Regions from separate parts of the Homo sapiens genome. Here region 2 is linked to region 1. Evidence: chromatin loops called from intact Hi-C (ENCODE). Cell type or tissue: IMR-90. All regions are shown on one strand. Links, peaks and the distances in the headings refer to the core of each region. The heading gives the core; the rest is flanking DNA. Region 1 overlaps GCAWKR (gastric cancer associated WDR5 and KAT2A binding lncRNA). Region 2 overlaps LRRK1 (leucine rich repeat kinase 1).

Evidence for each region. Hi-C counts contacts between places; a loop is a spot of excess contacts. Peaks named below come from ENCODE experiments on the same cell type or tissue, not always from the same donor. Only the 100,000 strongest peaks of a DNase experiment are listed, where the experiment ranks them.
Region 2: it touches region 1 in a loop (6-fold over the local background); 12 of 110 quality-filtered maps call a loop at or near these places.

What each region holds. Positions count from the first base shown.
Region 1 is chr15:100,861,638-100,877,735 of GRCh38, forward strand. GCAWKR (gastric cancer associated WDR5 and KAT2A binding lncRNA) reads left to right here. Exons shown (of 4, transcript NR_160703.1): 3 at 5,721-5,802; 4 at 12,186-15,241. Among named protein-coding and RNA genes, the nearest start is that of ALDH1A3, 10 kb to the right of the region's middle. In IMR-90, for the core only: CTCF peaks have their summits at 8,087 (motif pointing left) and 11,624 (motif pointing left); a DNase peak (open chromatin) is centred at 11,604; H3K27me3 peaks cover 1,699 bases.
Region 2 is chr15:101,000,148-101,016,245 of GRCh38, forward strand. LRRK1 (leucine rich repeat kinase 1) reads left to right here. Exons shown (of 34, transcript NM_024652.6): 7 at 8,690-8,916; 8 at 10,303-10,430; 9 at 10,527-10,690; 10 at 11,861-11,998; 11 at 14,169-14,281; 12 at 15,179-15,255. Among named protein-coding and RNA genes, the nearest start is that of LRRK1, 89 kb to the left of the region's middle. RefSeq lists enhancers at 6,837-7,131, 8,110-8,439 and a silencer at 15,137-15,431. In IMR-90, for the core only: CTCF peaks have their summits at 7,005 (motif pointing left) and 8,430 (motif pointing left); DNase peaks (open chromatin) are centred at 6,974 and 8,364; H3K4me3 peaks cover 298 bases; H3K27ac peaks cover 221 bases.

The DNA of each region.
Region 1 (16,098 bases), core at 6,779-14,778:
GAGCTGCCCCAGAGTCGATTTTCTTGGAAGCAACGCAAAGCACAGCTTCCTGGGAGAAGACACAATGCCTCCTATTGTCTCTGCCACTTCCCCTCCAGCCTCCCAGCATTTCTGCGTCTCCTCGGGAGCCACTGCCCTGTGCAAGAGCTGTTTGCTGATGCCCAGCCGCGGCTTCCAAAACTCCCGCGAGAAGTCGTTTCTGTCCACAGTCATTGTTTCCAGACCAGCCGAGCCAACTGGGGAGGAGAGGCCAAGCCCAGGGAGAGCAGTAAGAGGCCCAGCTTGCAACACAGGCCCCCGGCGGCTGGAGTCGGCTCATGGGTTGCTGGGGGGCAGCTGGTGCCAGCCCTGCTAGACATGTCCAGGGTCGGGGCAGAGGCCAGGGTGGCTCTCATCCACAACGAGGCTCCAGGAAGAGGCTCCAGAGGGCCCAGGTCCCTGGAGGAAGACAGAGGGTGGATTATCCAGTGAGTCCTCAGATTGCTCCAGGGAGACTCTACCCCTAGGCCCTCATCCTACCTAGGACTGAGGCAGCCATCTGGGTCTCTGCTTCCCTAACCACTTCCTCCTCCACCCGACCATCACCTAGTCTCAAGGACTTGGGCAGCTTCTGGAAGTGGCTGAGACTGGAAGAATGTTGTCACACCTACCAGATATCCCTACGTGTATCTCTACCACCCCCACTACATATTCTGAAGAACCAAGGTGAGCTGGGGGAATCCCCAGGCCAGCAGGGCAAGGCCTGGGCAGGAATGGAGTGAGGAAGTGAGAAGTGGGGATCTTGGGGGTGGGCGGGCTGTGGGGCTGGGCTGTGCTGCACACTGGGCAGGAGGCAGGAGATGGCAATGGAAGCGACAGCTCCCCATCTTCCCCGGCTGCATACGTGAGGGATTCTGCTGCATTCACTGAGTCACCAAAGGACACTGGAAGGCCATCAGGATTTTTGGGTGACCAAGACATGGCTCCCCTCTTACTGCCTGTGGGGAGACAGGCATGTGAACACCCAAGTCTAACCCAAGCTGAGTTGACTGAGGGCCATTTAAAGATTCCACAGAGGCTGAGAGCAGTGGCTCATGCCTGTAATCCCAGCACTTTGGGAGGCCAAGGCAGGTGGATCACTTGAGGTCAGGAGCTCGAGACCAGCCTGGCCAACATGGTGAAACCCCGTCTCTACTAAAAATACAAAAATTAGCCAGGCATGGTGGTGCACACCAGTAGTCCCAGCTACTCAGGAGGCTGAGGCAGGAGAATCGCTGGAACCCAGGAGGCAAAGGTTGCAGTGAGCCACGATCACACCACAGTACTCCAGCCTAGGTGACAGAGCGAGACTCCGTCTCGAAAATAAACAAATAAAGAAAGGTTCCAAGGATGGTCTGGAGGACAAACAAAGGAGGAGATTTGGTGCAGGAGTTAGGACAAAGACTCCTGGGACAGCAGCCCTCACTTGGGGCCATAGTGAATGAATGGGGGCCTTTTGCAGAAGGGAAATGGAGGACATGTGTGGTGAAGGCTTTGCTGAAGCATCTCTTATAAAAGGGGCAAAAGCACTTGCTCTCCTCCCAGCTCTGGCTCAGCCTCTCTCTCTTCAAGTCCCTGGCATCCCTGGAAAACCATGATTTTTCCATTCTGCAGCCAGCCCAGGCACCTCCTCCCACCCCCGCACACTGCAGTCTGGTGTGTGTGGTGGGCACACATAGAACACTTGCTGGTCTTGAAAATGAAGCCATCTTTTGGGGCCCCTAGAAATCAAAGAGACCCACTTAGCCAAGATATCACTCTTGGACACCAGCAAGGGTGAGATCACTTGATAGGTATTTTGCCGTGTGTTTCTTTTTAACTATATAAAAAACAAAAGGGTGGATGTGCAAACCCAACCCAAGAATACCTTGGCTCAGGCTCAACTAGATGAAACTTTTAAAAATGATTTAATGTTATGTTAGACTGTTGCATATTAAAGCGATGTAATGCCTTCTAAGAAACGAGAGTCAGATCCTGAAAGCGATGACTTGGGTAAATGTAAGGAGTTATAACTCACTTTTCAAGAGAGCAACTATAAACATTTTGCCCAATATGTACAGACCTCTAATGACAGTGTGCAAAGACTCTTTCGTTCCCAGATTATGAGGCTGCCACTTTCTCCTCCCCTTCCTGAGCCGCACTTTTCTAAACAGCAACTGTCGGGGCAGGGGGATGGGAAGCTCATGAGAGAAGGAAATATTTGGGACCGTGTCGGCCAGTGGAATGGGGCTTGTGGTCACCGTGTTACAGAGTCAAATCACTTCCCAGTAAACACCAGTTTCCGATGGCTCTCTGGCCAGGGTTGGCCGGGGACAAGCAGGGAGTATATGTGTCGGGTACGTTGCGTCACAAGCTGTGCAGCTGTGTAGGCCTCTCTGTCCAGAGGCATTAATGGAAAATGATTGGGCACCCAGCCCACAGCAGATGCGCTGAGGAATCCAGCCAGGGGGAGCTGGGATGCAGTGGGAGAGGGGACACGCAGGGCCTGGCTGAGAAGCCTCGCGAGGTAACCACAGGCGGAAATCTGAAAAATGAAGACGTTCCCACCAGTTCCAGAAAACAGGGCTAACTTAAAATGCAGCCCCTTTCCTTGAAGTGGGCTTGGCAGGCCCCAGGTGTTGAAAGGCAAAAGAAAAAAAAGAAAGAAAGAAAAAGAAAAAGAAAACAGCATGTTTTACATTTATCTAGCCTGCATTTCTAATGGAGTTCCCTTCAGACCCCTCACGTGCTGAATTGATGTGTGAGATCAGAACAAAAGGAATTTCGAGGAATCATTGGTATAGGCCCCAGAGCTAAGGAGATTGCAATTTGAAAATACTGTTTCATGCACTTATTAGACTAAATCAGCAAACAGAGAGCAGCGTGCCAGGTCCTCCTGGAAGTTGCCAGAAGTCTCATGGCTGTAGCCTCCCTGGCTGCTGCTTCAGGGGGTCCCCTAGACCCCTCAACCCAGAAGAGGAAGGCAAGGATCCATCTCTCCTCGTTTTAAGAGTTCCTCTTTTCCCCGCTTTATGTCTCAGAGCCCTAGCTCCTCCGTGTCCCTCATCTGTCAAGTCTGCTCTCAGGGAAAAGCGGAAACTCACTCAGTCCCAAAGGTGAATGGTAACCTCAGCTTCTTCTCAGGGTGGGAGGGGAGGCCGGTGTTTTCCCAGATCCTAAGCTAAAGTAAGCTCCTGCTAAACAGATGAGGGAATTATGCTGAGGGGGAAGAGGTTCACCCTGGACTCCTGTGAATTCCTTGAAGGATTCATGAGATTTCTCACCTCTGGGTTTTCTGTGGGGGTTGAGTCTCTCCATCTGTAATGCTCTTTGTCTAATTGGCTCACACTTTCTTTCTGCTGAATAATGTCACTTCTGTGCTTGGGAGTGGTCCCTGGGGTAGAGGATGCCAGTTGCCAAGCAAAACCTATCCCCCTTTCTTCTTGACTGACAGACACTTATATTATTGGGGCAGCTAAAGCACTACATTTCCCAAGTTTACAGACATCTGTGGCCAAGCGGGTGTAAGCAGAAGACTTTAGGGGTAGAGGATGCCTCAGAGAAAGTTATTCAAAAGGGGGATAATTAAAACAGGAGGTGAACTTTCTTCTTTGCCCTTCCCCCATGGAATGTGGCCATGATGGTTGGAGCTCCAGCAGCCATCTTGGGACCAATGTGAGGATGGACATTACAAGCTAAGAGGGCTGAGCAGAAAGAAAGAAGACATCAGACTCTGATGAGTGACTGTGGAGCTGCCTTGCCAGTCCTAGACTGCCCAAGGCCGTATTTCTCTCAGGTGAAAATAAACCTGTATCCTCTTTAACTGATGTTGTTTCTAGTCTTCATCACTTGCAGCTGAACTAAACCAAAGTAAGCCCTCCCCTTTCTGCACTTCTCCATACAACTACTCACACTTGCAGCCTCTCATTCCATGTCTGTCTTCTCCCCGCCATGTACCAGCTATGAGATCAGTGGTTTGTCTGCAGTGCCGTCTGCAGGAGCCTCAGTGCCTGGTGTGGCATCTGGCACATAAGAACAGGCCTGTAAATGTTTGCTGAACGAGATGCCCCTGCAACATGGCTCTGCCAATGGGCTGGCACACCTGAACCCTCCTTCCATGGCGTTAAACAAGATTTAAGGATATCGGGGGCTGGGTGCAGTAGCTCATGCCTATAATCCCAGCCCTTTGGGAGGCCAAGGCGGGCAGATCACTTGAGGTCAGGAGTTCAAGACCATCCTGGTCAACATGGTGAAACTCCGTCTTTACAAAAATTAGCTAGGCATGGTGGCGTGTGCCTGTAATCCCAGCTACTCAGGAGGCTGAGGCAGGAGAATCTCTTGAGCTCAGGAGGTGGAGGTTGCAGTGAGCCAAGATTGGGCCACTGCACTCCAGCCTGGGCAACAGAGTTAGACTCCATCTCAAAAAAAAAAAAAAAAAAAAAAAGATTTAAGGATATCAGGAGCCAGGGCCCATGAGAGGTCAGTGTTTAGACTAATTAGGGCACAGGAGAGGGAAAACCACCTATTTGCATTTATTTATAAGAAAACCGGCTATTTTTGAGCATGTGCCAGGAGCTGCATTGAGACTTAACAGAAAATCTTTCCGATCCTCACCGTGGGGGTGATGCAGGCAGCTGGCATTCCTGACTTTAGGGTATACCCATGTCGTGTGATCTGTCCCTGCATAGCAAACTGCCCCTGAGCTCAGAGCTTAAAACAACAGGCATTTTTTGAATTTCTCATGATTCTAAGGGTTCACTGGGGCTCAACTAGAGGGTCCCTCTGCTGGTCTTGTTTGGGGTCTCATCCAGCTGCAGTCAGGTGGCGGCAGTGGCTGGACCTCCAAGGTGACTGCATTCACCTCCCTGGAGCTTTGGCAGGAGTGCCTGGGAGGCTGGGCTCAGCTAGGACATTGGGACACCTGGGCCTGTCTGTCTCTCCTTGGGGTGCTAGGGCCTCTCCCTCTGCACATGGATTTTCCATGTCGTCTCTCGTGAAGGCTACCTGGACTTCCTACATGGATGCTCAGGCCCCCAAAAGTACAGAGGCAGAAGTTGCCCAGTTTCCCAAGGATCAGGCCTGGAACTGGCCTGCCATGACTCAGCACTCTGTAGTTGACGCAGTGGCAGGACCAATCCAGAGTTAGCATAGCCAGGGACCGTACAGAGACATGAACACCAGGAGGCTCCATTCGTGGAGCCCATCGCCAGGGACTAGCTGCTGCCCCATGAGTAGGTGTGACTGAATTTTATAGGTGAGGAGGCTGAGAGAGAGGCAAAAGAGCTTGAAGGTCCCACACCACTGAGGGGGAGAATGGAACCCAGAGCGACCCACCTCCCTTGCCTGCCTTGTCTCCTCCTCCATACTCAGCCTCTTGAGCAAAGGAATGCTCCTGAAGGTGCATTTGAGGCCAGAACTCTGCCCCAAGAGCACACTGTCAAGGGCTGCCTGCATGGGGTTGAGGATGGTCTCTAATTCATGTGTTTCATGAGTCATTTATAGCAGGAGAGAGCCCTGGGAAAATGTCACGAAGATGAAAGCTGACTTAACAGATGGGCTGACACACGGAGGCTCAGGGACATCCACACTCCGTGCCCACAACGGTGGGCTTCTCTCTGTTCACTCCATCTCATTCTTTGAGAGTCTGCCTTATTATCTCAGATTAAAGCAAACTCACACCTGCACCTTCTCCAACCAGAGATTTCTCACTTGAATCTCTGCAGGTGCAACAGGAACCTGGAGCCTCAAGAGCCGAGGTGCTCAGGAGGGGCAGCATGACTCCAGGGCTCGGAAGGAGCCCCTCAGGTAAGGTCCCCTCAAAGCCTGAGAGTTCCCTTTGTCCACAACTCATCTATTTTGCCCAGATATGTTTTTGGACACGGCAGTTCCCAGATAAGAGCAGGCTCGGCCCCCTGGCCTCAGAGCTCAGCCTTCAGGGTAGGGCAGGAGAAAGAATGTAATCAGAGTTATGGCTTAATGAAGTGAACCGTAATAACCATAAACAGACAGTCTGGGATTTGGTTTGTTATTTTGTACAAGGCAGTACCTTTCAATAGCAACTGGTGTTAGGGCCAAGCTTAAACATTTTCATCTCACCAACAAAAAAACAGTGATCCCATTGTTACACTACACTCTCCCACCTTAAAATGGGATTGGTTTTGTGGATTGGGAAAGTTACCAAAAATAAGTTTCTTCAATCACAAAGGTTAGCAGAAAGGAAGTTGCTGGATTGTTGCTAGATTGCTAGGAAGTTGCTAGATGAGAGGGGCCTATAGGTAAGCAGTATCTGTTATAGACAATGTGTGCCAGGCCATCTACCTCAAACTTTTTTCCTATTTAATCCATGTAATAGGTACCAAATCCTACACAACTTAAGGCTAAAAAATAAGTTTGCTTATGAGTCCCTATATACAAGGTAAAATAGAGATTGTTCTATGGACTAGCTTATGGCTGCAAACTACATTTTAAGAAAAGCATAACCAGGCCGGGCGCAGTGGTTCATGCCTGTAATCCCAGCACTTTGGGAGGCCAAGGCAGGCGGATCACCTGGGGTCAGGAGTTTGAGACCAGTCTGACCAACATGGAGAAACCCTGTCTCTACTAAAAATACAAAAATTAGCCGGGTGTGGTGGCACTTGCTGGTAGTCCCAGCTACCCGGGAGGCTGAGACAGGAGAATCACTTGAATCCAGGAGGCAGAGGTTGCAGCAAGCCAAGATTGTGTCACTGCACTCCAGCCTGGGCAACAGAGCAAGACTCTGCCTCAAAAAAAAAAAAAAAAGAAAGAAAGAAAGAAAAAAGAAAAGCATAACCAAGAGTGTTTTCCTTCTTGAGACCAACACCCCAAATACAACATGCCCAGGTGGTTGTGCCACACAGCCTGACAGTGCAGCTTCCTGAGCACCAGTGTAAGATGGAGGGAGACAGGTGGGGGTGTGAATGCTCTCCAACCCACCTCGGGAGGAATTCTACTACCTCTAAAAGATTGGTGGCCTTTATTTTGTGTCCCAACATAGAGGCAGGATACTACCTAGCCACAGCAAAGTCAAGCCTACTTTCAGCATTTTCAGAGTTTGAAGCCATTTGGTGACTCTCTGAGGAGTTGTCCGTCTTTAAAGCACACTCTAAAAATACCTTCTGCCAGAGATGCTAGGACTGGGCAGAAACGGCAGGCCAGCAGGATGACGGGCCACCAAGCTCCCAGCCCCAGGGCCCCAGCACAGTTGGCATATTCTCGCCCAGATGCAAAGCTGGAACTCCCTGGAGCTTTCAATATGGCTACAACAATGCTGCCGGCTTTTATTTTGCCAAAATAGAGTGACAACACAGAGGCCCAACCACACAATCTTAGACATTTCCCTCTTTTTAAAAACCTTCCCTATACCCAAGAGGACCATCCCTTACCTCTACTCTTTCCTCTCCAGGATGTCATTAGCATCTTGAATTCATCACTCATTATTCTACCAGACATAGTTATTCTCTCCATTACATTACAGACTCTTTGAGGGATGTCTTATTTTTCTGCAGTTATGGTGCCTAGCTCCTAAAATGCTTTGTAACTGAGCAAAAAACCCTTTGGCTTACCAGAAGTCCACTCTGTTCAGGATTAACCATTCTACCTCTTACAAAATACAAACCAAGAGGGTGCTTTGGCACAGGCCTGGGGTCATGGGTTTCCACATGGCATGGAAGAAGGCATCCCAGGCTGGGAGTCAGGTGGCCTGGGCTCCTCCACCCTCGCTAACAGCTAACTCCATGGCCATGGACACACGCTTGTGCCACAGGTGCAGACTTTCTAAAGACTTAGGTTTTGGAGATCTCTCTGGTCTCCGCCAGGGATACGACACTATGCTAAGCACTGACAGGGTTACTTCATCTATAAACGTCCCAGGCACGAGTGGGAAAACAAGCAGAACTTGTTTTTTATGACACCAACCTAAGGCCTCATTTTAATTTGTTCTGGAAAGACTATTAGTCCTGATGCATTGACTGCAAATCTGCTAATAAACTATCCAACTCCTAGTTGGTGAAGGTGCCAATTTTGAGTATTTGGGGACCCCTTGCAATAGTAGGTACCAAGCTGTCCTGGGTTAATGACGCCACCTGGTGGCTGGTGTCGGGGTGGGCGAGTCCCCTGCATTTTTGCGCTTCAGTTCTAGAATCAGGAGTCCGTCAGCAAACAAAGAGGAAATGTATAATCAGGGCCATAAAGATGACAGAAAGGGATGTGGGAGGGAAGGGTGAGGTCGTGGGGTTTCAGACAGACTGGTCAGGGGAGGCCTCTCTGAGGGGGCGGCATTTAAGCTGAGACTTTCCTGAGGAGAGATCAGTCATGCAAAGATCTGAGGAAAAGAGCACTCCAGGCAGGAGCAGTGGTGATCGCAAAGGCCATGAGTTGAAGTGAGTGATTCTGTTTTAGCAACAGAGGGCACCCTGGCCAGCCAGCACCGAGGCAGTGTAGAGGGAGATCGTGGGAGTCCTTGCTGGGCGGGGGGCAGCTGATTCTGAGTGGAAAGGGATTGGGAATTGGGCAGGAGAGTAGTGTAGCACTAGGCTTTATTCCTTCATTCTCCGGGTCATTCCTCATGCTTTAGTTAGTTCCACTTCAGAAGGCCTTTGTTCGGGTATCACAGAAAAATTTCTCTTCCCTCAGTCAATTTTCCATTCCATTCCATTGGGACCAATCACAAGGCTAACCTTGGCCAATAAATGCGCCGTAGCCTTGGAGACCCCTCCTTGAGCAGCTGAAGGGTGACCACACACCCAGCCAGCACCAGCACCAGCACCCCCACCTGGAGAGGTCCATTTCCTTAACATCCCAGCACAGGGACACCATGCTGTCCCCATAGCTGTGCACTACCAAGCCACCCACTTTTGCAGAGAAGGAAGCTGAGGGTTAGAGACCTCCACCAGGTACCCCAGGGGTTAGAGATGCAAGTGCCGGAGCCGGGGAGCCTGGAACTAGCTACTGAATCTCTCTCAGTTCATACCATAAATGGGAGCTCTGTCTAGTAAAGAAGACCGATGGCAAAGAAGAACTACATAAATAAATACATCATTATAATTCTGTGTCTACAAAATCATATGTATATAATAATGTGGCCACCTCCTGAGTTGGAATATGCACAACTCCTAAAGTCAATGCTCTCACGGAGGAGCCTGGGCCACTACCGGACGGGGCTGAGTGCCTGAGACAGCCTGCCTGTAGCCTTCATCTCAAGCCACTCAGCCTGAGTCAGGGCGGCTGCTCTGAGCCCACGTGGACGGCCCCACTCTGTCCTTGCCTCACCTCTGCAACCTGAGGCTTGGGGCCGTCTCTCAGTTCTGCCTTCCCATTGCCTGCTTCAACTGTCCACTGTCCACACTTGTCCCTTTGATGTCCCCCTTCAGCCATTCTGGGGAAACACTTTGTCGTGCCCTGTTGCCCCTGGGGCCTCACATCCCAAAGTGGGGCTCTTAGCCTGGTAAGATTCATTGCAGCCTCTCCGATGGGCACAGGGCCTAACTTCCACTGTACACAGAGGGTCCCTCCTTCTTCCCCAGAGTATACATCCCTTCTCAGTAAGCCTGCCTTCCTCAAGCCCCAGAATTCAAGAGCAGTATAAAGAGCAATTTGCATGCAATATAATGAAGATAGAACCTCTTGTTAATAGTCTTGCCCTGGTACTTCTAGGCTCTCATCTTATAAAAGTGTGTTGATTAAAATCCTTCAAAAACACTCCCTTGGGTATAGCTGTAAGGAGCCTCTAAACAGTGGGGGCAGTTGGGATCTTGACTGGGACCAGTATTGGGCTATCCTTGGTCTCACAGTAGAAGGTGATGTCATCTCCACCCTGAAAATAAACAGAGAACAAGAAAAAGAGGAGCTCGTTTCAGCCATTCTGACAAGGTGGGCTCTTGGTGGGGCAGGGATTGCTTTTCCTAAGAGGCCAGGTATTAGCCAGACCAGAGCCTGGTGGCCCTTCTCATACCATGATGTGTATTTGAAGCTCCTGGGTGGGGCTTTTGTCAACCTGCAGATTCCGGCTCAATAAGTCTAGGGCAGGGCCTGGGAGTCTGCATTTCTATCAAGCTCCCAGTAAATGCTCATGCTGCCAGTCTAGGGAGGATACTTGCTGGTAGCTTGTTGTTAGATACTTGTTAGTAGCTTGTTAGATACTTGTTAATAGCTTGTTAGAAGGGCAGAACCCTGAGCCCCACATCAGACCTATGAATGCAACCTGCCTGTCAACAAGATCCCTGGTGACCCCTGTGCATGTCACCACGTTAGAAGGCCAGTTTCTAGGGCTTGCCTGCATCCTGTGCCCACGAAAGACATCACTAATCAATCAGGACATTCTGATGAGAGTCAAGATCCTTGTCTACACAGTGCTGCCAGTGCCCCACCAATGCCTGAGAGGCAGCATGGGGAAGAAACTAAAAAGACTGAGAAGAATCAGCCCTGATACATGGCTAATGAAACAGGAGAGAGAGAAGCGAGTCGGGGCAGAGTTGGGTGTTCAGAAACCCAAAGCCAGATAGATTCCTAGAAGAAGCCCCAAAAGTGTCTGCTGTGTTGCAGTGAAGCATAAATACAAGTGAAGGGATGGGTGTTGGGGGAATGGAGCCTGGCATGAGCCAGAGAAGAGTCTGGAGCTGCTGAAAGCCGCCTGTAGCACAGATCAGAGAGAAGACCGGGAAGAAAGTTCTAGAAGGGTTGAGAAGCTGCCCGCCCAGCTGGAGGCTTCTTGGCCAGGGCTGAAGGAAGAGACTGAAGTCCATCTCCCTAGCAAGAAAGTCTCTCAAGTGACATAAACCGAGCATCCACCATACGCCAGGCAGGGGCTGGCCCTGTCACATCAGCGATCTCAGTTGCATTTCTCATCCCATGAAGGAGGAACCATCATCTTCTACAGACGAGGAATCTGTGACCAAGGGAGATGAAACAATGAGGCTGGCAAATGCCCCGTGGGAATCCTTCCCAGTCTACCCGCCTGCAAGGCTAAACTCCTAGGCTCATACACACTTATCCTTTGCCATTATTTATCCTTTTGCAATTCCTTTGCAAATTTCTATTGGGGGGTCTGGGTTGTCTTGTCTGTGAGAGGGACAGGTAGGGATGGGGATGAGGTGGGCACCCAGGGCCCAACAGAGCAGCCAGCTCAGGGGTGATGCCTCACAGCCAGTAGGACAAGGTTCTGGGTGGTGCTTTCTGTGAGCTTCATCAAGGGTCAGGCAGCAGTGACGTCTTGTCTATCTTCTTGCAAATGTACTTGTCGCACCTCCACCTCACCTACCCCCATGACTCCCTTGCTGAGCAGGAATTACTACTCCCATCTTCAGAAAAGGAAACAGTGGTTGAAAAAGATTAGGCCCAATTTCTCCCTGAGCTGAGAACAGCACCCACATCTGTTTGATCTCAAAGCTAGGAACCCATTTTAGGCTTATGGAGAAGCGAGTAGGCTTTTGTGGGCTAGCCTGGGCACTAATCACCAGTTCTAGCATCATGTCTGTGGTGCAACTGAAGTTTTGGGCACTGTACTGTGAACAAGCTCTTGCAATGCCATTTATTGCTAAGTTGGGAAATACCTGCTTCTCTCATAGAAGGAACTTCAGTGGCAACTTCCTACTCAACTTGGTCCTGTGACATCTAGTGGCCAACAGGAGAAGTGCAGTGAAATCTCTGGACATTGTAAGCAGGTGGAAAAGCTTAGGACTTCCTGGGATTAAAAAAAAAATGCGCTGAAATTCATGATAGCTGAAGTATCCATGGAATATAGAAGATGCACATTGACATGCACCTTATAAAGTCTATAATCCCATGTTTTGTTCCTAATATTCATGTTTATTTACTCTCACTGGTGGAAAATACACCATATCCAATTCATTGTCTCTTAATTGATGAACTATCTTTGCAAATAATATAATATATAATACAATGTAATGTATAATAGAGTGTAATGTGATGCAAACTCAGTGCTTGCAGATATGCTCAATAATAAAGGACATTATAGGTATGAAAATACTATAGGTCACTAATTAATCTATTCCCCTGGGGGTGGAGTGTTTTAGAATCACCATAATGCCATATGAAACTAGATGAAAATATACATAAATAGGTTTCCTCTCTGCTACATACATAACAGGCTTCCTGTCTGCCTAAACATGTTATAAGACATGATGTGCTTTATAGACGCTTTCTGATTACAGGGGAACCTCAAGAGTGCTGCCTGAGTAACTCTCATTACACAAAGACACAACTGCAAGAGGATCCCCAGGCATTCCCATGAGAACACAGATTCTGACAACCCCTCCATCCCCCACCTTGGTCTCCACCCCAGGACTCACAGCATGGCAAAAATCCAAGGGAAGATTCTTGGGTAACTAATGCTCCTTTACAGGGGGTCCCGGATGAAGGGCAGGGGGAAAGTCTTGTCACTGTGGGGCTAGGATAGATGAACCCAAGAGTGATTTGCCAAACGTGCACATACTCAAATCATTTTTCAAACATTTTGGGTTTGGCAAAATGCATGTTGCTAAGCCCCCTTTCCCGACAGTGGTATACCCATGTGAATTTCAAGGGAAATTCAATGTGTGTGTTTCTGATTCTCTTAGGCTTATCTCAGGACAATTATTTAGCAAGAACCACTTTGTGTCCAAGAATCTTCCTGAACCCTTTCTTTTGTAAGACCCCTTAAACAATTTTCCTTTTAACCAGGAAGTATGTTTTGTCTGGAGTAAATTGAACTGAAACCCCAAGAAGTGTGGTTCAAAATTCAGAATTCTTGAATTTTGAAGGAGATTGGAAAGTCTGCAAACAACTTCTCACATCACTGAGACTTGCCGGTGGTGGTATTGAGGGGTGTGAAGTATTATGAGCAAAATTCACTGATTATATGGAGTGACATTTTGTTTACTTTAAAACAAAGTCTGACTTCTTGCTGCCTGATTTGAGTGCTGGCCTGACCAAGTATCTTCCAGGTCTGGGTGACCCAGGGACTTTTTCAGTCACTCAATCTTTCTGAGTGTTGGTGCCTTCCTCAGTAGATGTGAGGACACAACTAACACCTATGAGCACCAGAGGATGGCAGCTCCACGGGGCTTTTGTACCAAAGAGATTCTCTTCCCTAGTAGGACCTCATCATCCAATGAATCAGTGAGCTTACTCCATTTATTCCATCCCAGAGCTAGTTTTTGTCTTTGTTTTTTAACATACTATAAACCTGAGCACAGCGCATCAAGGTTATTTGATTAAGGTCAAAATAACAGAGATGGTGATAAGAGTTTTATGTCTGTGCTGCTCCGTTTATACAAAAATGAGATCATTATTCCACTTGAGTTAAAATTTTGCTCTTCTTGTCATAGCGATGGCCAACAGCCAGCTATGCTGCTTAGGATTAAGTTGGCCACATATAACAGAAAACCCAAATGGTGGGCTTTAATAATATAGGGATTTTCCTTTTTCTCACATGAAAAAAAAATCCAAGAAAAAATATCCAGGGATGAAGGGCTGGTTCCAGGGCCATCAGGGACCCACGTTCTTCCTAAGTGTCTCTTCCAACTTCCTTACCATGGAACTTGCATTTCAGAATTGCATTATGGTTACATGATGGCTGCTGGAGACCCAGCTCTCATGTCTGTGTTCCAGGCAGCAGAAAGGAAGAAGAGCCTTTCAGCTGACTCAGTCCCATGTAAAGAGTTTCTTTGGTCCTGAACTCCTGGCCTCAAGTGATCCTCCCACTTCGACCTCCCAAAGTGCTGGGATTACAGGCATAAGCCACCATGCCTAAGAGCTTCTTTGGAAGCCCAAACCAAAAACTTCAGCTTATACTTCTGCAAGAGAGGCTGGGAAATATGTTTATCAAAGCCCACTACCACCCTCGATAACATGGGATTCCACTGGCAAGAAAGGAGAGAACTATTGGGTACTCAACCAACTCTCTCGACCTTACCCTCCATGTTCTCTCCTGGCTGGGCCACAACTCTCATCCACTGGAAGACAGACCAAGGGGAAATCTCTGGCAGCTGTGAACTGGCAGGCTGTGTGTGTGTGCATGTGTGTGTGTGCATGTGTGCATGCATGTGTATGTGTGTATGTGTGTGTGCATGTGTGTGTGGCTTCACTGGGGCCTGACCCACAAATACCATGATGTCTCTTTGCTTTTATGTAATGAGTTCTCCGTTGGCTTCTGCCTGGTCCAAGACTGATTTGCCTCAGCCTAACATTGTGTAGTGAAGGCCTTTCCCAGGGCCAGAAAGGACTGGCAGGGCTGGAGAGAAAGCAGCTGGTGGAGCTGTGTGGTGGGCTGGCAGCTCCTTTCTCTTCACCTTGTTTGGGTGTTATCAGCTCCTCTTTCTCCAACCTGGGGTGCTCCTGCCTCGATATCATCAATCACTGATGGAAACTCGCAGGGAAAAGATTTGTTTGTGTGTTCCTTGAGGACAGAACAATGTTGTAGTATTTGATGGGTCTTAATATACGGTGAGCTTCAAAGGTAAGTAGTTGCCTATTCTAGTCAGGTTGAGGCGATACCGAATGACTCACATGAAACATGGAATTGACTTCATTGATACCAGCAAGGAGGTGCTCACAGTGAAGTCAGCCCTCCCTCACCACAGGGGCACATGCCACCCCCATTTTGTAGCCAAAAAACCTGAAGTTAGGTCGCCTCCCTGAGTCACCCAAGCACTGGCCTGAGTGCTGCACAGTGGGGTGACCGGGCTTCCCTACATCAAAGAACTACCCTCAGCCCAGGGGCCTGGCTGTCTAGGAAGGGTTCAGAAGGCACACCCAAGACTCAGGCCCCTGCCTCAACTCCACAACACTGAGGGAGGTGAGTAGACTGGGTGGGAGGGGCAGCTCTGCAGCTGGCCAGAGGCTGCGGGGACACAAGGGGTACTCAGCAGACCTGGGCGTCTCTCCACAAGGCTCAGGTACCAGATCTGAAATAACATGAAACACAGTAGGGGGTTCATCAACGTCATCATCATTATTCACTACGTTTGCTTCAGACCTCAACATCACCCACAGATGATTATGGGTTTAGAAATGGAATGAGGTTGAACTTAGGGGGTGACCACCTGACTTCTGTTTTATCTTTGTCTTTTATTCATGCTTCTTTTTACTGAGTGGTCATCCGCAAACAAGCCTGCAACATGACATGTCTTGGACTCAGCTCATTTGATGCACCAACAAGACAAACAGCAGACAACGGCAGCACCACAGAGCTGGAAACAAAATGAATAAATACTTTTTCACAATGAAATGAGCAGAGGGACTGTTGACTTGGGGGGCTCCCGCAAGCCAGAGACAAGTGGGGGGAACTTGCTGACTTCCAAGAAGAAAAGCCAGCAAAGAGGAACCAGTCTCCAGGAAGAATATGAAAATGAAGAGCTGGTATGTAGGTAGCACTTCTTGAGAGCCTTATCTTGCTTAAGCCTCCCCAAACACTGTAAAGTAAGTGGGAAGGAGATTATGGAAAAGAACACTGAAGTTCAGAGAGATCAATATCCCATCCAAGGGTGCATAGCTGGGACTCAGTTCAGGGATGTGAGCAGAAGGGGCTGGGCCTCTGCCATCTCCGATGCTCAGGCACCTCATCACTGAACCAAACACCCAGCAACCCACTGTGAGCAAAAATAAATCTTCCTCCTTCCCGGCCCCTGTGGTCCCTGCCTCTGAGGCCACAGCTAGGAGATATGGTTCCTAGGAAAGGCACAACGAAAAGGGATACTCCCGCCATTTTTGACCTTCAAAGCCCTTCGTGTCTTCACTATGCCCTATGCAGCCCCAGTGACATGGGACCACCCTGGGTCATAGGTGCTCACCTGCTTGAAAGAATAGGTCAGAGGAATGTCAGAGAAGCCCCTCCTCCCTGCACTGCACCACCCACTCTCACACAGTCTGGCCTTAGTTTCTCGACCGATGGTGATGTCTGGGGCAAGTGTCTGCACGCCTCTGTTTACTCACCCGTAAAATGGGGAGAAGCGCATTTGCCTCCACCCCTCCTGCCGATGGGAGCAGAGGTAGAGCCTGCTTGTCTGGACAAGCCCAGAGCTAGGCCCATCCTCCTGACCTGCTCTCTGGGAGCCACCTACTGTGACAAAGTCTATGGCTGAGTGC
Region 2 (16,098 bases), core at 3,373-11,372, 140 kb after region 1:
CTTTCCCTACTCCCTGTGGTGGTTATTCTCAAGTCCTTTCTGAAATTCTCCATTTACATCATAGAGTCCTCACAGGCTTTCCCCAAATTTAATAGCTGATTTTTCTGTCATTGTCATTACCTTTTAAAATTACATTTCTAATCTACTTAGCAGGAATGCTTTTGGCTTTCTAAGAGTCTGTTCCTTGCCTTTCCTTTTGTTATCTGTGTGATCATGACCATAATCTGTGTCAATGGAATGTTCCCAGCTCTCTGGTCCCAACCTCCCCTCTCTTCCCTTGACTCATTACCATCTGAATTCTTAGAACTGCTGTAACAAAGCACCCAAAACTGGGTGGCTTAACACAACAGAAATGTATTCTCTCACGGTCCTGGAGGTCAGCAGTCCACGGTCAAGGTGTTGGAAGGGTCGGCTTCTCCTGGAAGCCCTGAGGGAGGGTCTTTCCCTGCCCCTTCCAGCTGCTGGGGACTGCTGGTGGTCCCCAACACTTCTCGGCTTGTGGCCACATCTCCCCCGTCATCTGCTGTCTTCTCCCTGTGTCTTCACATCGTCTTCCCGTTGTCTGCCTCTGTTCACGTTTCTCCTTTTTCATAAGAACACCAGTCATGTTGGATGATGGCCCCCACAATAACCTCATTTTGGCTAGATGACCTCTGTTTTTAATTAAAGTCACATTCCGCAGTACGGGGCGTTAGGACTTCAGCATATCTTTTTGGAGGGACACACTGCAACCCGTCACACCATCCTTGCTGCCTTCACTTCATTGCCCTTGGCCTGGATCCACCTGCCATGGGCCACCTTAGATGCCAGGTAGACGGCCAGTCAAGGTACAGTGTCCTCATCCTCCCGTTTTCAATGCCTCCTTTCTCCTTAAGAGCTTGTCTCTACCAGAGTGCAGGAACTTGAGAAGTAGGTGTTTAGAAAACCCACAATGAATATTCCTCCTGGGAGCAGAGATGAGGCACAGTTTGTTTGGTTCTGTTGTGGCCTTTACATGCACAAGGATGCTGGGACAGAGCTGCTGTCTGTGGTGTTTCCAGTTCTCTGTCACTGAATCCCTGTCACTCAGGGCCCCGTCTGATGGTCTGAGTTCCCAGAGTTCTCTGGGAACCTGTAGCCTTGAAATTTACCTTCAGCTTGTGGGCGTCGGTGCACAGACGCTCTCTGCAGCCATCGTCTCATCTCTACTATAATCACTGGCGTCATGCAGATAACCTGGGATGAGCCTTCAGATGCCATTTCTGGGCCTGCTGCTCTGAGCATCTTTGTTTTCAGGGCTTCTTTTGGCATTTTCTCCAGGCCTTTGAGTGAGTCTCCCCATTTTAGATTAGGTTCATTGATTTTGCAGCTTCTTTGGCTGTTCAGTTGTTCTTATTGTTACTTCTGCGTATCAGAATGTGGCTCTTGTCTTACTGGCTGGTTCAACAAGGAGGAGGCACCGTCCCAGGAATCTTTGCTTAACTGCAGAAAGAAAGACTTGGGGTTTGTATGGGCCAAGAATTGACAAGTTCAAGAACTTTCTGTGTATTTCCCCCCATTGTAACGTGTGTCTTCATTGAATAGATACCTATTAACTGCTTTTACTGTGGTGTGCCCTTTTGTCACTGAGCTATAGTCTGTGCTCTGAAGGGATCTACGGTTTCTAGGGGGGAAGATTCTTACTCATGAGCCATAAGCAAAATACTGACCAACTGACAGGAACAAGGAGCTGCAGACACAGGAAGAGCTATGAATTCTGCTGTGGGGTCAGTGAGACCTAGCAAGGAGCTAACATTACAACGTCACTCCGGCAAGGCTGCTCTTGACCCCACAGAATCGTACAGAGGAACACCTGTGTGCATATGTCACAGGGGCCAGGAATCGTTTTCGGAGTCTGCCCTGGGCTGGGGTGCCAGCCACATCTGCTGAGGTTCAAACCAGGCTAAAAGCTTTGTAGATGCCAGCTCTTCATTGAACAATTTTTTTCTTCAACTAATAGGTTTGCACTGATATAAAAACATAAGAGATGTCATTGTGGGGCAATGCCTCATTCACTGTGACAATTTTATGGCTAACATCTCCAAGAAGCATCATGTGAAGGTGTCTAGCACCCTCCTGAACAGCAGCCTCCATCACCAGATGAGGAGATCTTTCTTATACATCAGTCTCTAATGAAGCAGTTGCCCTTAAATACACCTAATCCTTCTTGAAAGCAATCCAAGTCACCACCACTGCCGTGGAAAACAAGTTTCTGAAATCATTGCACTGAGCCTTCTCGAGAAAGTGGTACTTCCTTTTACTTGGACTGAAATTTAAAGGGCTCATGCTTGAAAAACCAACATGAACACATTCTCCACCTGTTTGTGATAGGGTGGGTGGAGCTTAACCACTCCTGTGTTGAATTGATGGCTTCTCCTTAACCAGCTGTCTTTGATTTTGTAGTTTAGCCTTCATGGATAGGATTATATAATTGCTGGCTTTGCTCTCTCGGAATCTTGTTTATTGTGATTCTGCCTGGACTAGACACAAATAAATAATGAGGGCTAATGAGGGCTTCAGGGCTGGAAGAGTTAGGTTTTAATGTCAAGTGCATGAACATCTTTTTATTTATTTATTTTTTATTTTGAGATGGAATCTGGCTCTGTCACCCAGGTTGGAGTGCAGGGGTGCAATCTCAGCTCACTGCAACTTCCATCTCCCGGGTTCAAGTGATTCGGCCTCAGCCTCCCAAGTAGCTGGGACTACAGGTGTGCACCACCACACCTGGTTATTTTTTCATATTTTTAGTAGAGACAGGGTTTCACCATGTTGTCCAGGCTGATCGTGAGCTCCTGGCTTCAAGTGATCCACCTGCCTTGGCCTCCCAAAGTTCTGGGATTACAGGCATGAGCCACTGCGCCCAGCCCTGGACAACTTTTTTAACTGTGCATTTTTTCTAGTTTCTCTCTGCCACTTTGTGGACACCTGGGCACCCTGTAATGTCTGTGCTTGAACAAGAAAATAACTTTTGTAAATCAGTTTTCAGACTAGCCCCAGACCAGGTAGAAATTGCACAGGTTTTTCAACCTCCATCCAGCCCAGAAACCATTTCCAAGCATGTCTATTTTCCGAGTGTCAACATTTTTGCAGACTTCTGCTTTTTACCACTTCCCTCCCAGCTTGAGTTTATCAGATGTCAGTCCTGCAGAAGCACAGTGGGTATGTGCCTACAGAGAGCTCTGGGAACAGGCAACATCTGCTTTCTCCAAGAGGAGAAAGGAGGTCCACTCTAAGGGTGTATGCAAAGACCCTCTGTATTATTCTCTTTTTACACTGCTGATAAAAACATACTTGAGACTGGGTAATTTATAAAGAAAAAGAGGTTTAATGGACTCACAGTTCCACATGGCTGGGGAGGCCTCACAATCATGGCAGAAGGTGAAAGACACGTCTTACATGGCAGCAGGCAAGAGAGAGAATGAGAGACAAGTGAAAGGGGCTTCCCCTTATAAAACCATCAGATCTCATGAGACTTGTTCACTATCATGAGAACAGTATGGGGGAAACCGCCCCATGATTTAATTATCTTCCACCAGGTGCCTCCCACAACACATAGGAATTATGGGAGCTACCCGTAATTCTCTATCTCCTTCAGGATGAGATTTGGGTGGGGACACAGCCAAACCATATCACCCTCTTAGCTCCAGGCCCAGCCCACCTTGTACTTCCCATGTTGTCCTCCCATCTTGGCCCCTTTGGTCACCATGGTAACCCACATTCCAGTAGGGAGGCGGGGGAGGTCTGCAGCCCCAGAGCACCCCAGCAGCCCTTTGAGCACATGGGCCAGTCAGTTACCAACAGCACGGCTACACCCTTGTGGTCCCCAAAACCCTTCCTACAAATGTCAATGTTGGGCCTACTTGTGAGCCCTGCAGTTGATTTATGAACAAGCAGTTTCTGCACTTTGATTGGCAGCTTTTCCTTGGCCTCGAATTCCCCTGCCCTGGGAGTGTGCCCCTTCCCCTAATTTCTTTTACCCAGAATAAATTAACCCCACAAATCACTGCCAGTAGGAAGGCAAAGGGCATCGCTATAGATCAGAGGCTGCTCTGGGTGGGCAGGGAGAAGCTATGAAAGAGGCAGGAAGACATAAAGTTGGAAAAGTGGGTTGGAGCCAACTGGGGGGCTGTCAGGCTGCAAAGGAGGGACTTTGGATGTTCTGCTAAAGGCGGAGTGGGCTAGGGAGAGCTGAAAGGTCTTGCGCAGACTTTGATATTTCAGGATGATTGATCTGGTAAGAAGTGCACAGAGTGGATAGCTTGCAGGTCTTGGTGGCTTGAATCTCTTCAGCTCACAAACACTGATTTAGTGTCTGCTGCATAGTGGGTATGAGGTTGAGCTGCAGAGGCAGCCAGGCAGGGCTCTGCACTGTGGGGTGTGCAGTCCGGGTTCCGGTTGGCCATGCTGTCTGCCACAGCAAAAGAAATGTGGGCTGAGTCAGTGCCACACAGATCAGTGGAGAGGTTAATACAAAGTGTCTCAAGCTGAACAGAGCCCAAAAAAGTGCTCACCTCCACTGCGGCTTGCCCAGAGTCCACGTGGAGTTAGTTAAGCAGCCTGAGGCTGAGCCCCTGCTCCTTCTGCAGTTCAGGGCTCCAGCCCCAGCTCAGGGGATGTGGAGGAGGTGCTGAGAGGGAGGCTGCCATTGTAAGGACAGCCACACCTAAGCCCTTCCCCAAGGTATTTGTACCATAATTGGGTCATGTTACAGTAATAATTTGATTACTTGCTGTTGTTTTGTTTATTTTATGATGGTCCCCAGAGTTTTATTTAAAGATTTTCAATAGAGACTTAAGATTTGTTGTCAAAGCCAAAACCATAACCAGCCTCCCCTGCATCTTGCATTTGGCTGCCATTTCAGTTTGGGTACCAACCATTCCATACGGAAAGACCATAATGGCCACGCAGAGTGAGTGGAGAGGGTTGGATTGCAATCTGGACACCTTGATTCCATGTTCAGCTGTCTGGCCCTTGCCCCTGAGACCTGGGTGTGTCTCTGTGAATCCAGGAAGGAGAGGCAGACAGGCCCTGTGGAGCCTTTTTTGACTTGGCATTGCAAAGTCCACATGGTGACCTTCCTGTCAGCCTGTTGCTGGGCTGACTGTCATGCTTATCCAAAGACTCCTACCCAAAGGCCACTGTACTTTGCAAGACGACCACCGGAAACAATATTGGGACGAGAACTGACCTAGGCATCATCTGATCCAAGCCACTTATTTAACAGATTAAAAACAATGATAATGGAATGAAGAGTGATACAGTCGTGAATTGTGGATTATGGAAAGATGAGGGAAAAAAACCCCTTTGCTGCATTGAATTGGAGGCATCAGAACACACTCATGTTAAATACAGAGCTGTGTCCCATCAATGGGCTGAAAAGCAGTGACACCCCAGCGGTGATGAGCACACCTCACACCCAGATCTTGGTTTCTAAATACCAATTTTTGCTCAAGGGAATCAAGGCCTGGGCTTAGAAAGTACAAGAGGAGACTGGAAGATCTTGTTTTGCCGGGAAGTAAGGAGGCGTCCCAAAATTGACAGCGATATGTCACAGGAACACAGGGGGCTCTCTCCCACCCCAGTGGGGCTCCCCCTGGACAAATTGGGGATGACTTGGGTGTCAAAAAAATAATGATACTTGGGAAAAAAAAGAATCCATGAGTCCATAGTGATACTTAAACAGGTGAGGAGGCAATGCTTTTCTATACAGAAGAATGCCAGGTAATACATGTAGAAAGAAAGGTAGCTTTAGCAAAACTTTCTCATTGCAACCACCGTTGTACTAATTGATTCAGGCCAGGATCAGCAACGGAGGCTAAACCCATGGGGCAAAAGGATGCAGAAACACAGAATTGTCACATAGTCTCAGAATATCACCCCATAGATTGTGTACTAATCGCAAAGGGTATAATGTTAACCTTTACAAAGGAGGGACTGATAGACACCACCTTAACCATGAGACCAAACAGGGCACCACCTGTAGCAGGAACACCTAATATCAGGTGCCCCGGGTGGGGTTTAGTGGGAACCACTCAACTAGACTCTAAGGTTGTTGCCCAAAATAGCTAACTTTAATCTAAACTTTAGGAAAAACTTGAGTAAATTCAGATTATGGGATATTCTATAAGACAAGCAGTGAAACACACCAGCATCTGCCCCCGATGAAGAGGCTAAAAGTTGCAGGACTTAATGCAACGACAATGTGATAAAAAAAAAAAAAAAAAAAAGAAAAGGCATTAAAAGGTGTGAAGACTCTTCCAGATGAAAGAAAAGTAAAGAAACATACAGTGTAATGCAGTGTGTGATTGCAATGTCATGCAATTGTCAAGGGATCCCAGATCAGGACACAAAATAGTTATAAACCACATTTCTGGGATAATTGAGAATATTCTAACATGGGCTGTGAACTTAATAATATCGTATTGATGTTACACTTACTGAAAATGATAATTATACGGCTGTTGTGTAGAAAAATATTATTCTTCAGGGATACATGCTGAAGTATTTACGGGTGAAGCATCACGATGTATAATTTACTGGCAAATGATTCATCAAAACATAAAAAGCGTGTGTATTTGTGTGGAGAAAGAGGGGCAAAAGCCTATGTGACAGCGTTTTAACAATCAGTGAGTCGAGGTGGAGAGTGCACAGGTATTCACTGTGTCCTAGTGCAACTTTTCTGAAATTTAAAAAATTTTTCAAAATTAAAATGTGGGGAGTAAAATAGTAACAATCAAACAGGCCCAGGGCAATTGAGTGACTTGTCTTAAAAAATCAGCTCAGAATCTACCCTCCTGGCCTAAGATCCAGTGCCGCCCTTCCCTTTTCATCCATGTGAACAGAGAGACAGACAGACAGAGCGACAGAGTCCCTCATTCCTCTGGTTCAAAGACCGGACGGAGTGTTGAGGGGCGTAGGCCCAGTCTTTCCAAACTCCTGGAGTGGGCGGAGGAGGAGCTAAAGACAGGCGCTCATCGCCATCTGGTGGCCAAATAGGGATGCCCGTCACCTGCCGCCAATTTTTGAGGAATTCATCCCACGTTATTGGGACCTTTCTCGTAGCCTCTGCTTGTTACATTTTCCCATTTGCGAAGCACTAATTTTTGTTCATATTTCTGCTCCTCTAATTTTCCAATACGGATTTCCAGTTGCTTCGAAGAAACAGACCCAAAAGCAGATTTCTTCTCCCCAGAAACCTGATTGAGCCCAATATTCTTCGGTAATCAGGAAGAAAGAGCAAAGTCCTGCTCCCATATATTTCGCCAGGTCCCTTTGACCACCCCATGCCGGAAAACCGCTGGCCCTTCTGACTCCCTCTGGTGGAAATAAAGGAAGACCAGTGAGAAATGAGTGGAGCAAAGACATTTTGTTTAGCAGGACTTCAACGGCAAGAGCGCCAGCCACCAGGACTTGCGTGTGGCAGAGACCCACAGGCTGGCAGAGGAGCGGGAGCTTTCTAGTGGGACAAAGGGAAGGCCTCCGGGGCCTCCTGCCGGGAGGCCGTTGTCGTGGGGAAGCTGGGGGGCCTCGCTGCAGGCTGGGCATCCTATGGGATTGGTAGGGGTGCAAAGTTGGCTCTCTCGGGTTGGTCCTAAATGGAAAGTGAGGACAAAAATTAGAGAATCGGTCAGTTATTAACCAAGTCCTGGCCATTTTAGACTGACTTTTACGGAAATGATGGCTTAGCTTCCTGGGTTGTTACTAGAGATAAGAAGTGGCTCATGCCTGTAATTGCAGCACTTTGGGAGGCCAAGGTGGGTGGATTGCCCGAGGTCAGGAGTTTGAGACCAGCCTGAGCTCGACGAACATGGTGAAACACCGTCTCTAATAAAAACACAAAAATTAGCCGTGAGTGGTGGTGCAGCTACTGAGGAGGCTGAGGCAGGAGAATCGCTTGAACCCGGGAAGCGGCGGTTGCAGTGAGCCGAGATCGCACCACTGCACTCCAGCCTGGGCGACAGAGCGAGACTCCATCTCAAAAAAAAAAAAAAAAAAAAAAAAAAAAAAAAAAGAGGCTGGCCTCCTGCAAGAGACTGGCTTCCCGGGCTGTTTGCTATAGATAAAGAGGTTGGTTTCCTAGGCAGGTCACTGTGGGTCGTGGGCCAGAGTTCTGTTTTTTATATATTGTGTGGCCATCGTCTGTCTGTATCTCAGGCTCGCTCTGAAAGCAGCCTGTCCACCAAGCACCCTGGCGCGGTGCGGGCAGCTGCAGGCGGCAGCTCCTCTGATCACAGGAAAGGCCGCCTTGAAGGGAGGTCAGAGACTTGGGTTTGGGAGTCAGCTTTCTTCTCCAGTCTGGGGGAGGCGCCTGGACGCTTCAGCGGTCTCCTCTGTACGTGGACAATCCCGCCGCGCTCTTCCCTGTGAGCCGCCTCTTGAGGGGCGGCACTGAGCCCGCGCCCACCGGCGCCCTCTGGAGGTTGGAGGGTGACTTGCAGGCGCTGTGCACAGATTGCCTGTGAGACGCAGGTGCCGATGGGAACAGGTAGCTCTTCTGCACCCACCACCGTGGCAGGTGCCGGCGGCCGAGAAGGACATGTGCAGGCCTCTTGGGACCCGGGCTGGAGCAGGCACACAGACGCGCATTTGCATTAACCCTTGCTTTATTCCAAGCCCATGTGGGCCCTGAACTCACCCTCCACATGTGCTTTTCCTTTCTTTCCACCACCAGGCTCTCCGTGTGAAATGGTCCCATCTCAGACTGCCCTGGGTAGACCTAGACTGGCTCATAGACATCTCCTGCCAGATCACGGAGCTCGACCTTTCTGCCAACTGCCTGGCGACCCTCCCCTCGGTTATCCCCTGGGGCCTCATCAATCTCCGGAAGCTGAACCTCTCCGACAACCACCTGGGGGAGCTGCCTGGCGTGCAGTCATCGGACGAAATCATCTGTTCCAGGTGGCTCCCCGGGGTGTGACCGGAGCCGTGTGTGACCCCGCTGTCACCGTTGTGCTCCTGCACATGCTCCCGGGTTGTATTTTGTGGTTTTGGGGGAAAAATGTTCTGGCTAAAATAGGAGAAGGAGTTTTGCCTACCCTGAGGCAAGCCTCCCTTTCAGGTTAAAACAGAGAGGTTTAGAGAGATCATTTGTCTGGCCCAAGTTTACACAGCTCACCCGGGGACATGCGAATGCTTGCCTGAGATGCTTGTCTTGGTCCTGCCCAGGAATCAGATGAGGGCAGCCAAACCTTCCCACACTGGTGGATGCAATGGGGCTCTGAGGCACCAGCTTTTACTCTGCCTTCCAGGGAAAGTGGGAAGGGCCTCAGAGAAAGGGTTAACTCTGCAGGACTCTGGCAGCAGGTGGACAGTGTGGGCAGTCCAGGCTTGCTTCTTCTGGAGGCCTTGGAGGGAGACCTGAGCCTTACCCCTGAGCTTGCATGGAAGGAGGAATGACCTTAGTTGATTTCTTTATTTTTTATTTTTATTTTTATTTTTTTTGAGACGGAGTCTCACTCTGCTGCCCAACTGGAGTGCAGTGGCATAATCTCGGCTCATGGCAACCTGCAACTCCCTGGTTCAAGCAATTCTCCTGTCTCAGCCTCCCGAGTAACTGGGATTACAGGCACATGCCACCACACCCAGCTAATTTTTGTATTTTTAGTAGAGACGGGGTTTCACCGTGTTGGCCAGGATGGTCTTGACCTCCTGACCTCATGATCCGCCTGCCTCGGCCTCCCAAAGTGCTGAGATTACAGGCATGAGCCACCGCACCTGGCCTGATTTCTTTTGGACACATAACTGCAAGTCCTCATTCCATAAAGGGTTGAATCGATTTTTAAAATGAAAAACCAAGGCTCTAAGTGAAGCAAGAGTCAAGAATGTTGGAAAGAGCTTGGGGTAGGCATTAATCCATGGGACTCCCAAGTGAGAACGGGAAAGAAGCCTGCACACCAGAACTTAAAAAGCAAGTGCCGTCCAAGTGAGGCCCTTCACCTGGGCCAGATGGACAGGTCCAGAAGGTTCAAAGCCCTGCTCTGTGGTCTCAGCAGCTTTCAGGGAACCTACTCATTTTGCTATTACATGCCTGCGAAGGATTCGAATCCCTGTTGGTCAGTGGAGCCAGGGCCCACCGATGAGAGGTTTGTCTTTATCTACACAGGACACAGTAAGAGTTCTTCAAAAGAATTAAAAATCATATGCACTACATTTTCAATGCACACTCTTTAACCTTGCATGGGGAGAAAAAGAAAAAAAATACACCTCTTGGTTTATAGAAAAATATGTAAATTTGGTGTTTTCCCTCTTTATTCTGATGCCTGCCTTCCTTCTTCTCCATCGCAGGCTACTTGAAATTGACATTTCCAGCAACAAGTTGTCCCACCTCCCTCCTGGATTCTTGCACCTCTCAAAACTTCAAAAACTGACAGCTTCAAAAAATTGTTTAGAAAAATTGTTCGAAGAAGAAAATGGTATGTTTTCTCATCAACTTGAGTGAATTAGTCATTTTCTTCTTGGTAGGGATATTTTTACCAATTCATACTTTGGGTCTTTTTTTTTTTTTTTAGCCACTAACTGGATAGGTTTACGGAAGCTACAGGAACTTGATATATCTGACAATAAATTGACAGAACTCCCTGCCCTGTTCCTTCACTCTTTCAAGTCCCTCAATTCTCTGAATGTCTCCAGAAACAACCTGAAGGTGTTTCCAGATCCCTGGGCCTGCCCTTTGGTGAGTATCACACCAAAAGTCATGAAAGCCACAGTCAACTCTGCCTCTCAGCTGGCCTCAGAGAGCCCTCAGGTGCATTATGTCAGTTCATCCCCTCAGCAGCGAAGCCGGGTAGAAGGGCCCGGTTCCCACATTGTAAGCATCGTCACTCAGCATACAGCGAGGCTGTGTCCCAGGCAGATGACTCACCTGAAAGCCAGCCTGCCTGGCTCTGGGTTCAAGAGCCACCCAGCAACACCCACAGAACTTTACCCAGGGACAGCTTTCACCCTGGCACAGGACGACTCATGCCTGAAAAAAGGAGGGTTCAGTTCTTTTAGGACAACTATCACATAAGAGTAAGAAATCAGGCCGGGCGCTATGGCTCATGCCTGTAATCCCAGCACTTTGGGAGGCCAAGGTAGGTGGATCACAAGGTCAGGAGATTGAGACCATCCTGGCCAACATGGTGAAACCCCGTCTCTACTAAAATTAAAAAAAAAAAAAAAATAAGCTGGGCGTGGTGGCACGTGGCTGTAGTCCCAGCTACGCAGGAGGCTGAGGCCAGGGAATTGCTTTTACCGGGGAGGCAGAGGTTGCAGTGAGCCGAGATTGCACCATTGCACTCCAGTCTGGTGACAGAGCAAGACTCTGTCTCAAAAAAAAAAAAAAAAAAGCATCAATCTGCACTCGTAGCACTGCTGATTAAATGCTGTTTTTGCATCTGGGGAATTTTGCTTGTTAAAACAGATGGAATAGCATGAAGAATGTGTGTGTGTGTGTGTGCATGTGTGTGTGTGTTATGGCTGTTGGTTTTAAACCAGGAAACTCTTCATCACTGGCATTATCATTCCTAGTTTGGCCATTCGTGTAGGGGAAACCAGCTTCTCTCTCCAGTGTGGTCCTGAATTGTTCCATTATTTCCAAGGACAATGGGCCGGATGTTCTGGAATGAAGGAAAAAGACCATGAGCTCCCCCAGGAAACCCCATTCCTGTCCCTTCCTTGGAGTAGGGGCGGGAGGACAAGGACAGTGAGGGTGTGCAGCCTTCCAGCAACACTCAGTCATCTTCATTACAGGACATTATTGTAATGGTCCATTTTTAACATCAAATTTGGAAACAGTCTCAAAGGCACCACTGCATTTAAAGAGCTAACTAATATACATTTTTTTTTCTCGTCAATCTCTTAGAAATGTTGTAAAGCTTCCAGAAATGCCCTGGAATGTCTGCCAGACAAAATGGCTGTCTTTTGGAAAAATCACCTGAAGGATGTGGATTTCTCAGAAAACGCACTCAAAGAAGTTCCCCTGGGACTTTTCCAGCTTGATGTAAGCCTAATAGCCCTTTCTTTCTCATTTTCGGCTTTTGAGAGAAAATTGCTCCGTGTTGCAGTGAAATGTATGTGCTTTTCCTGAGCTTCTGAGATAAATATAAGGGGAAAAGATGAAGAAAAAGTTCAGCTATCAAAAATATGCATGGCCACGAACAGCGATGAGGGTGGCACGTGGACAGCAGAAGCAGCTGTGTCAGGTGGTGGTGGGGTTATGGTTCGTATCCCTCGGGACTTTCTTTAAGTCCACGGCCTGCCCATATATGAGGCTGAGTGGACACTGAGAGCTCCAGGAAGGGCCTTTCCACGGAACCCTGTGTGCCTACCCCAGAATACGGGTACCTTCTCGCTTTAGGTTGTTTTAGGTGGTTGGCGGGTCCTTAGGCAGACAGGCCGTGGATCACACTCATTGCTTGGAGCTCAGGGCCAACCCCAGAAGGGGCCCCATCAGGGCAGCCTCACCAGGGGCCCTGTAGTGGACCCCCAGGCAGAGTGCCCAGGCCACCCTGCACAGGCTTCAGCCCCCGGTCCTGCCAGGCCACTGCCAGGACCCCCACGGGCACTCCTCCAAGGCCTGGTGCAGCCTCTTGTGTGCGGCGACCCCCACAAGGCAGCGAAGGCCCCTTCAGCATGTGTATCCTCAGAGAGGATGGGCTATCATGTCCTAGGCTCCTGACAAGCACAGGGCAAAGCCAGGGACCCAGGGACAGGACTCACGCTTCTCAGAAGAAAGGAGCCACGCGGGGTGCCCCCGGGGGGGGGTGGTCCCACATCATACTCCTCGCAGGGTACTCCTGGCCTTCAGGCCTTGTCCACAGCCCCTGGGCCCCTGTTCTGAGTCTGTCTTCTCGTATTTCACACCAACAACTAGCAGGCTTGGATTTTTGGCTTCCCCCAAAGCCCAGAAGCAGCAAATCAGGAGAGGCAGAGCCTTGTCCAGAGCTTCACTGTGGGCCTGCAGGGAATGTGTCTGCTCGAGGTCTCCTTCTCCACACTGGGAAGGGGTGGGTGGGTATGTGGGGGCTTGGGGGACCCTGAGGTCTGGCACATGGCAGGGTCTCCATAGAATTTCAGCAGGAGGGGGCTGGCTGCAGCGGTTCTGATGGTGGGCGGTGGCGTGAGCCCCTTCAACAAGGAAGGAGACAAAAGCACCAGGAGGAGAGAATTTAATGTGGGGCAGCAAACAGCCTGTGGCCCTCCTGAGGCCGCCCTGGTTGTGGGCGGGATAGTTGGTGGCTGTGGTGATGTCCTCAAGCAGGGAGATAGCATGTCTAAGGTACTCCTGCAAAGTAAAACGTGGGCCAGGCATGATGGCTCAGACCTGGGCACGGCGACTCAGAACCGTACTCCCAGCACTTTGCGAGGCCAAAATGGGGGGACTGCTTGAGGCCAGGAGTTTGAGGCTGTAGCAAGCTATGATCACACCGCTGCACTCCAGCCTAAGAAACAGAGCGAGACCCTATCTCTAAAAAAGTAAATAAATAAAAAGAATAACAAAAAAAGAATAAAACGTGTTACAGGTGCAAGGTAGCCCCTCATCCCCCTTGGTGACTGGGTTCCCTGCAGGGTCTGTTTGCAGTAGGGCTGAGGGAGGGCTACCCACGAGGGGCACCCCAGACATGCTGATAATCCTGAGGGGCCCAGCTTGGGACTGTGTCGGCTAGCAGAGGGCATGCGGCTAGGACAGTTACCCTTGGTGGCACTGCCACCCCGTCCCCAGACCTGGGCTGGCCCAGGAGGCCACCCACCAGGAGGTGGCAGACACCAGCACTGTACTGCATGCCCCATGCCACCCCCACCAGCCGTGAGCCGTTGTCCTCCAAACCATCAGAGTCTGGCACTTTCCCCAGAGAGACACACCGGTAATCAGTACTCTTAAGAATCCTTAATGCTGACAGCTGCTTGGGCTCCTTTCACTCTAGAATAATTGCCTCTCACTGCCTTTGAGGGAGGAGCTCCTGTAGATAGATGGCCCCGTCGCACTGTTTGATATCATTTCGTGAGTTTGAAGAGGCTGCTGGGCCCCACACAGCTGGGATCTGCGTGAAGGAAAATTGGTTGGAATCGTTTGACTGCGCGTGGTTGGGAACTGACTGGCTCTTCAGTCTCCCCTCCCTTCTTGTATCTGATGCTATCTTAGCTTCTCTCTCCCTCCCTCTCTCTCTCAGGCCCTCATGTTCTTGAGGTTACAGGGGAACCAGCTGGCGGCACTTCCACCTCAAGAGAAGTGGACCTGCAGGCAGCTCAAAACCCTGGATCTCTCCAGAAACCAACTTGGCAAGTAAGCAGGGGCCTCTCCTCCCTGGCCAGTTCCAAAGCGTGTGTGGGGCCACGGTCGAGCAGGTCCTCTGAATGGTGGCATGTGAGTCTGCGAGGGCTGCTGAGCCGCCAGCTGGGGGCTTAACAACAGAAATCACTGCCTCACAGCCCTGGGGGCTGAAGTCCGAGGTGAGGGTGTGGGCAGGCCTGGTTGGTTTCTCCTGAGGCCCCTCTCCTTAGCTTGCAGATGCCGTCTTCTCCCTGTGTCCTGTTGCGGTCAGGCCTCTGTTCACGTCTGTGACCTAATCTCCTCTTCTTATAAGGACACCAGTCGGATTGGATTAGAGTCCATCCTAATGACCTCATTTTAACTTAGTTACCTCCTTAACAGCCCTGTTTCCAAATACAGTCACATTCTGAGGAATTGGAGGTTAGGGCTTCGACACAGGAATGTGGGGGGAAACAGCCCCTAATGGTGTCCTCTCATTTTTAATTTTTAGTCTGCTGGAGAATCTTGTCTCTCACTTCAGCCCAATCTGTAATTCTGTTCAAAAGTCTCTGCTGATCACTAACTGAAATGGACGTGGAATTGAATAAAAGCACCCAGCCCCAAAGCCTTCCAATAGGTGGAAAGCCGGGATGAGCCCAGCCAGCCTCTGGAGACCAGCCGCCCCCGTTATCTGCAGAAGGCCACTTCTGCAGTATCACGGTGGAACTTGCACCCCAAGGAGGACCTCTGCGGGGAGGGGTGGGGGCAGTGAAAAAGGCAGCCGCCACTGCAGCGTGCGCCCCTGCCAGGCCCTGAAGAGTTGCACATGAATTGCTCCCTATCTCCGTGGCTTGGCATTATAACATCACAGCCAAAAGTAATGCTTTTGTCGTGCTGTCCTCAAATTTTGTCTCTTTTTCCTCCCCCCAGAAATGAAGATGGACTGAAAACGAAGCGTATTGCCTTTTTCACCACCAGAGGTCGCCAGCGCTCCGGGACTGAGGCAGGTGTGTGTGGGTTGGGAGACGGTGTTCCCAGATGAGACAGCCGGGGTAGCCTGGTTCCTGCTCCACCAAAGTGGGGATCGCCCTTATCTTGGGCCTTCCCCTTCAATGCCCTGTTGCAATGCCACAGATGTCCAAGTTCAAATGAAAACCCTGCATATGAGCTGCGCCCATTCTTTCTGTCCCACGTGTGACACGCAAGTATCCTCAAGCCCCACTCTCCTGCGTGGAGGCCAGTGATGCCAGCAGCTAATATGTGCAGCTGATCTACACACCAGGCAGTGCCCTAGGCAGGTTACATATGTGAGAGTTTCTCATCCTCACAACGTGAGGTATGGGCCACATTTCCCCATTTTGCACGTGGGGAGACTGAGGCTCCCAGGGTGTCTGAGCTTGGCTGCCACACCAAAATACCACCGACCGAGTGCTTCAGCAGCAGACACTTATTTTCTCACAGTTCTGGAAGCTGGATATCTGAGAGGAGGGTGCCAGCACTGTCAGGGGCTTGCGAGGGCCTTCTTCCTGGCATCCTTCTCTCTATGTCCTGAGATAGTGAAGAGAGAGAGGACTCTGGTCTTTCTTCCTCTTCTTTTTTTTTTTTTTTCTTTGAGACTGAGTCTCGCTCTGTCGCCCAGGCTGGAGTGCAGTGGCGCGATCTTGGCTCCCTGCAACCTCCGCCTCCCAGGTTCAAGCTATTCTCCTTCTTCAGCCTCCCAAGTAGCTGGGATTACAGGCATGTGCCACCATGCCTGGCTAATTTTTGTATTTTTGGAGATGAGCCACTGTGCCCGGCCCCTCTTCCTATAAGAACGTTAATCTCATAAGGGCCCCACCCTCATGACCTCA